Linked DNA regions of Mus musculus: region 1 is linked to region 2. The links are chromatin loops, found by intact Hi-C in ENCODE. Cell type or tissue: heart. All regions are shown on one strand. Links, peaks and the distances in the headings refer to the core of each region. The heading gives the core; the rest is flanking DNA.

Region 1 (2,911 bases), core at 304-2,803, 110 kb before region 2:
AGAGGTAGTGTGAATTCATGAATGCAGAGAAGGTATTGTTTCTTCTGGGCCTCTGGCTGTTACAATCTTTCTGTTCCCAATTTCAATGGTGGTCTCTGAGCCTTTCAGTGAAGGTGCTATGTATCCTGTTGCAGGGTATTTGATCACACTGTGAACCCCACGGTTGTGTTACTGAAAAAACCTGTTTTTAGTTGTGGTGTGGCTCAGCCCTTAGCTCACACCTTTAATCCCTCTGGTTGGAATACAGATGTGCCCTTAGTACACACCTTTAATCGCAAACAATGAAGGTAAAGTTAGTTGGTAAATGGAAGCAAGCAGCCATGTTTGAAAGTGATGTCTAATTGAATGACAAAGTGATGCATCAGAAAAAGATTTGACAGAATAGGATATACCCAACTCTCAAGAGAAGAGGGAAGGAGGCAGTTTTACAAGGAGAGTTTGATACAGACAGGTTGAAGAGAGAACAAGCTAGACACAGGTGAAGATAGAATGAGCCAAAGAAAAAGAACCAGGGGATTAGAACAGGTTGCTTAAATTAGAATGAAGCCTAGCAGAGCAATTCTGTCAGAAACTGAGTGGAGCCAGATTGAATCAGTCAGCTTGGAGAAAAGTTTGAGCCAGAATCGCCAGTCCGAGATCAGAAAGTACTAGAAAGGATGATCGTATTCAGCAGCAAACATTTCAGGCTGAAAACATTCTAGGCTTTGATTAGATTCAATGGAGGCTGAAAAATTCCAGGACTAGGTCTAGGTTAGCAGACTGAGATAGTAAGCCTCCAGACGACAATTACTACAGAACGACAGGAGAATAAGTTACAATTACAGTGTCCTACTGTGGCTGAGCACTCGATGGACATTTCATCTGTGCACCATGGCCACTTGTGAGAGTTTCTGTATTAACCATTGTCCACTGCAGTAAAAAAACAAAACAAAATAAAACAAAAAAATACCCAAACTTCTCTGATTAGGTGTGAGAGCGTCACTAATCTGGGTTTAGATAGTAATTTAAAAAGCAGTTTGATACTATGTCCATGTAGCAAATAATAGTTGCAGTGAACTCTTCTTTCTGATATGGCGGTTAAGATGAAGACTTTTCCCTGTAAAAGTAAGACGTAGCTTACAGAGATCCTTACACTTGAAGGTAAACAGAAGTTGGTTAACCTGCTCCAGAAACGGCCAAGGGCAGCACGCATGCGCAACCACCCACCAGTTCCCGCCCCTTGTCCCGCCCCCGGGAGGCAGCGACTTCTCGTTCCTGGCTCTGGGGCTTGCGCACTGCGTCCCCAGCCAAAGGCGTCTTGCAGATCGGGGACTTCCGGTACGCGGGGTACGGTTCCGGGTCGTGGCGCGGCTCTGGGTAACAGGGCTGCTGTTGCCGGCCGGCGGCGGCGGGGTCATGAGGGCGTGCCCGGGGCGCCAGGGCCGAGTGGGCCGGTAGGACTGCCGAGGACTTCGTAGGCGCTGGGTTCGGTGCAGGGGCCGGGAGGCGTGGGGGAGTCGGGACCTCCCTCAGGGACGTGTCCCGGGCGAGGCGGCCTGTAGTGTGGGAGCAGCTTCAGGTAAAGGTTGCCCCAGCCGTCGCCCCCTCGCCCGCGGGACCCTCCGACCTCTCAGCACCCCGCTGCCGTCGCTGCCCAGCGGCGCCCGTTGGGGCTGTGCTCGGTGGCCTGGGAACATCGGTTTCCTTGCTCTTCCTGAGCCTGACAGCTGGGTGTGTGACTTAGGTGAGGAGAGACTTTGGACCTGGTTGTGCGGGGGCGGGGGAGGGGGCAGTCCTTGGCTCTGGCGGTTTCGGGTCTCGGAACTCTGCAAGGTCCGGTGCCCAAGTTCCATCCTGTGAAATCAACTTTTCAAAGCATTGCCAGGGCAGTCCTGAAACGGTCCCACTGATTGTTTATATCCCGAGAGCGCTGCGGGGAACTTGGAGTCCGTTTTTCTGTTTATGGGAGTGACAAGGAATGGTGAAGTTGCGGGGGCCGTGGGGGGGGGGTTGGGAAGAAGAAAAGATTATAGTTTAAAGAAGTGTATAACTCAAGCCAGAAGCTCTAAGATGAAACAGGGACCTCACAATTTGTTACAGCTTCCAATGAATGACCGCAGTATTTGAAACTGTCACTGTTCCCAACTCTGTGCAAAGCACCATGTTTATTACAAACCCCCAAAGGGCCGAGTTCAAAACCTTCCCAGGTGTAAACAGGAACGTGTACAGACACATCAGTTGATGAGGTCGGCCTTCGCAGGACTCACAGAAAGGATGGGTCCCTATTGTGCACAACCACCAGGGCAGAAATAAAGTGCGTTACTCCTATGTTTAGGAGCCACCCAAGCTGCAGTGACAAATCTTGCTCAATGCTATTTGCCCCCATCTTTTTCAGTCACACCCCTTCAAGCTTACTGGACGCTAGGGAGGGGCATGCCAGGTGTCCCTTTCCTTTAAGCTTTGCTCATATCTGCCTTCTGCTACTAAATGTGAATAGTGCCTGCGACGCCTCTATAATCTTGTGGCTCTCTGCTAGTGTTTAACAGCTAACCTTTTAAAAGTCCCTGCTATGGGCCTTTCTTCTGGATAAGTAGGATCTCACATCATTTTTGATTTGTTCTCACATAAACTTTTTTTTTTCCTCACCCTGTCCTGCCTAGACACTTCCTATGTTTTGATTTCTATTGCTAATGCTTCCCATGGTCCAACTGATGGTGGTCTCACTCAGCCAATTAAGGACAATCCCAGCTTTGAATGAGTGATTCATTGACCCTCCCATTTTTAAGAATTATTTTAAATATGTATGTGTGTCCATGTGGGATTTGTTTGTGTACATGTGAGGGCAGTTGCCTACAGTGGTCAGAAGAGCCAAAGAGCGTGTCAGATCCCCTAGGACTGGAGCCGTTGGTGCTGTGAGCGGCACATTGTAGGT
Region 2 (2,911 bases), core at 190-2,689:
ACTGGAGTGCTTACTCCCCCTCTGTATTATGAGCTTCCTTTGAGCCAACATTAAATCTCACTTTTCATCTCAAGGACTTAGTTCTAGGTCTTATCTCTAATAAGTGTCCAGTGAATGTTAGAGAAATGACACGTGTGAAAAAGATACTTTTGTCTTTTTAACAAGTGTTAGGGATGCTCAGCATATCCTGGACTGAGGGTAGAGAACAGCAGGGTTGATGTGCTGGCTGGGCCATACTGTCTGGTTACATGTCCCTTCCTGCAGCACTCACTTGCCTTTATGGTTTTGTTTTCAGTGACAATGTCAGTGCCTACTGCCTGCATATTGCTGAGGATGATGGGGAGGTCGACACGGATTTTCCGCCACTGGATTCCAATGAGCCCATTCATAAGTTTGGCTTCAGTACTTTGGCCCTGGTTGAAAAATACTCCTCTCCTGGTCTGACCTCCAAAGAGTCGCTCTTTGTTCGAATGTGAGTACTTCCTTGGTGTGTCACCTGACCTTCTAGCCTTGTTTATCAGGGGAATTATGTGTGTTACCTGGAACATCTGCTCACCTGGTTACTTGCAGAACAATTTGGGAACATGTGCATTGCTGTTTTGTGCTTCTGTACCTAGGACATGTGCAGGACATGTGCAGCCTGTGATAGATCTGGGAACAGCATGTCTACAGATGTCACCTCTGTGAGCAGTGGTGACTAGGAGCCTGGGAAGGAGTATCTGGGTTTGCCCCTTTCTAATCAAGGACACCAGCCTAAATGAAAATGCATATTGTGGCCATTTTTCTATTGTGACTTAAAATACTTTTCTCTCCAACTGGTTCAGACTCTCTTTGTTTTTCCTCTGTTGCCTTCCATTAGACTCTGCCTGCTCTGTGCTTCTGTCAATCTGGGAAAGCCTTAAAACATCATTCTCAGAAAAGTATGTGTACGTACATAAAATAAAATTCATTGGAATATAAAAAGACTCTCTTATATTGAAAATCAACAGATCATTAAATAACTCTATATGTAATGTTATATCTACCTTTATTAATAGATTGCCTAACAAGACCCAAGAGGGGTTCCAACCATCGCTCTTAAAGCCTGTTGATTCAGAGCAGCAATGAGTCTAAGTATTGCTGCCTCAGGAGTCTGCACTATTTGTAGCAGACAGTGGTGTTGCTAAGATGTCTGCGCATCATCTGCAGCAGCAGCTCATTCAGCTCTGAATTGTTGCTTCCACTTTCCATTGAGGAATGCTAAGGCCTGCAGGTGGGACCCGTGCAGCTGCGGGTGAGCCTAACCTAAGTGAGGCTAACCTACACCTCTAATCTCCCTCTCCTGGCTATCTCCTGGGATTAATAGTGATCCCTTTGGCACCCCCTGCTGTTTGAAACCAGCAAACTCTCGTAGTCCTCATGAGAGATTGCGCTGAAGGAGCTCCTCCTGTCCCTTTCAGACAGACTCCTTTGTCTGAGACTTAGGAAGATTGGATTGTGCAGCATGCGATGTGTGAGAATTCTAGGTCTTTCTCCCCTTGAGCAGGAATAGACTCAGGTGCCAGGGGTGAGCTGGGAGCAGCCTCTCCAGCCTCACCAGTGGCTGCCTCATGTCTGCTCTCAAGTCAGATTTGATCTACAAAAGAGCATTATTTTCCCTCCCATTTTCATTTCTGAGGTGCAAAAACAACAGCTTTACAGAACACCTAGAATAATTTTAAATTACATAGTTTTTAAAATAATTTAAAAGTTATGAAGTGATTCTGCCTTCCTAATAAAACTGAGATAACCCTCACATGGACCCATGCATACATACACAGGTGAAACCAGAGGCCAGTACCTTTTTCAGTTGCTTTTCCACCTTAGGCTTAGACAATATCTCAAAAAACCTGGCCCTTAAAATTTTTTGTCTAGGTAGGCTGGCCAGAGAGCTCTCAGGATCTGCCTGTGTTGGTCCATGTCCTCACCCCCACCCCAGATGTGCACCACTGTGTCCAGCGGCAGGCATTTCACACATGGAACAGCTCCTCAGGCTGTCTGATTCCTGTAACCATTTCCAAGGATATAGCAATTACAATTTCATTTGTGTGTTACATTATATTTGCCTAACACTGTAATAGTGTTACGTGTTTCAATACTCTTAATTCCTGTAATCTATAGTTACTTTGTGCCAGAAATCTAGATGGAGACATCTTCTAGGCAGAGAAAAATCTTATTTTCTCATGAAGATCACTACCTAATAAGAACACAGTTGTTAAAAAAACGAAAAACAACAAGACCAAAACCATAAATGTGTTAAGCACCTAAGCATGAACACATGAGGTGCACAGAGTACTGGGCTATCTGCTGGGTTTGGATTTTCTTAAGTAACGACAGTCTTCTGGATTCCTGTGTCCTGTTGAAGTACTTCTTAGGGTCATTGCCTTTAAGTAAGCAGGGTTGTTAGTCAGTGCGTACAAATTAATATTTGTGCTGAGACCTGAACTCAGGACAATATGTGAGGTGAGTGTTCCACTACTGACTTATTCCTCAGCCCAAATTCTGACTTCATTTTCAAGCAGCCTTCTGAAAGATGTACCAACTTAGAAGAAAAGCATCAAGAAACTGCCTTTTTTCTCAGGTGTCTGATGAAATAGTGCAGACTATTTACTCTGTGTGTGTATTGGGCTGAGTGGCCTCCCACCTGCCTATCTGGTCCACATTCTAAGCCTGGGAGACCTTTAGTTAGGAGTCTTCAGAGACATGTCTTGTTTGTGTCAGCAAAGGGAGAAGAGCTTAGCTCCTCCTTTTTGTTTCCTTCCTTTCTTCCTCCCACCTCTGTCTCCTCTAGCAGGAAAAACCCTGAGCTGAAGGTGTTAGGAAAATAGGCTTGACAGTAAGTAGTAAACTAAGGAGCCAACTGTGAAAACTGCCTTTTTTTTTTTTCTTTGAG

Evidence for each region. Peaks named below come from ENCODE experiments on the same cell type or tissue, not always from the same donor. Only the 100,000 strongest peaks of a DNase experiment are listed, where the experiment ranks them.
Region 1: it touches region 2 in a loop (2.0-fold over the local background); 3 of 42 quality-filtered maps call a loop at or near these places.

Annotation. Positions count from the first base shown.
Region 1 is chr2:34,405,532-34,408,442 of GRCm38, forward strand. Mapkap1 (mitogen-activated protein kinase associated protein 1) reads left to right here and starts at 1,320. Exons shown (of 12, transcript NM_177345.4): 1 at 1,320-1,723. In heart, for the core only: no CTCF peak of the experiment used is centred there; a DNase peak (open chromatin) is centred at 1,290; H3K4me3 peaks cover 1,924 bases; H3K27ac peaks cover 1,751 bases.
Region 2 is chr2:34,518,378-34,521,288 of GRCm38, forward strand. Mapkap1 (mitogen-activated protein kinase associated protein 1) reads left to right here. Exons shown (of 12, transcript NM_177345.4): 6 at 296-472. Among named protein-coding and RNA genes, the nearest start is that of Gm34178, 55 kb to the right of the region's middle. In heart, for the core only: a CTCF peak has its summit at 1,363 (motif pointing left); no DNase peak of the experiment used is centred there.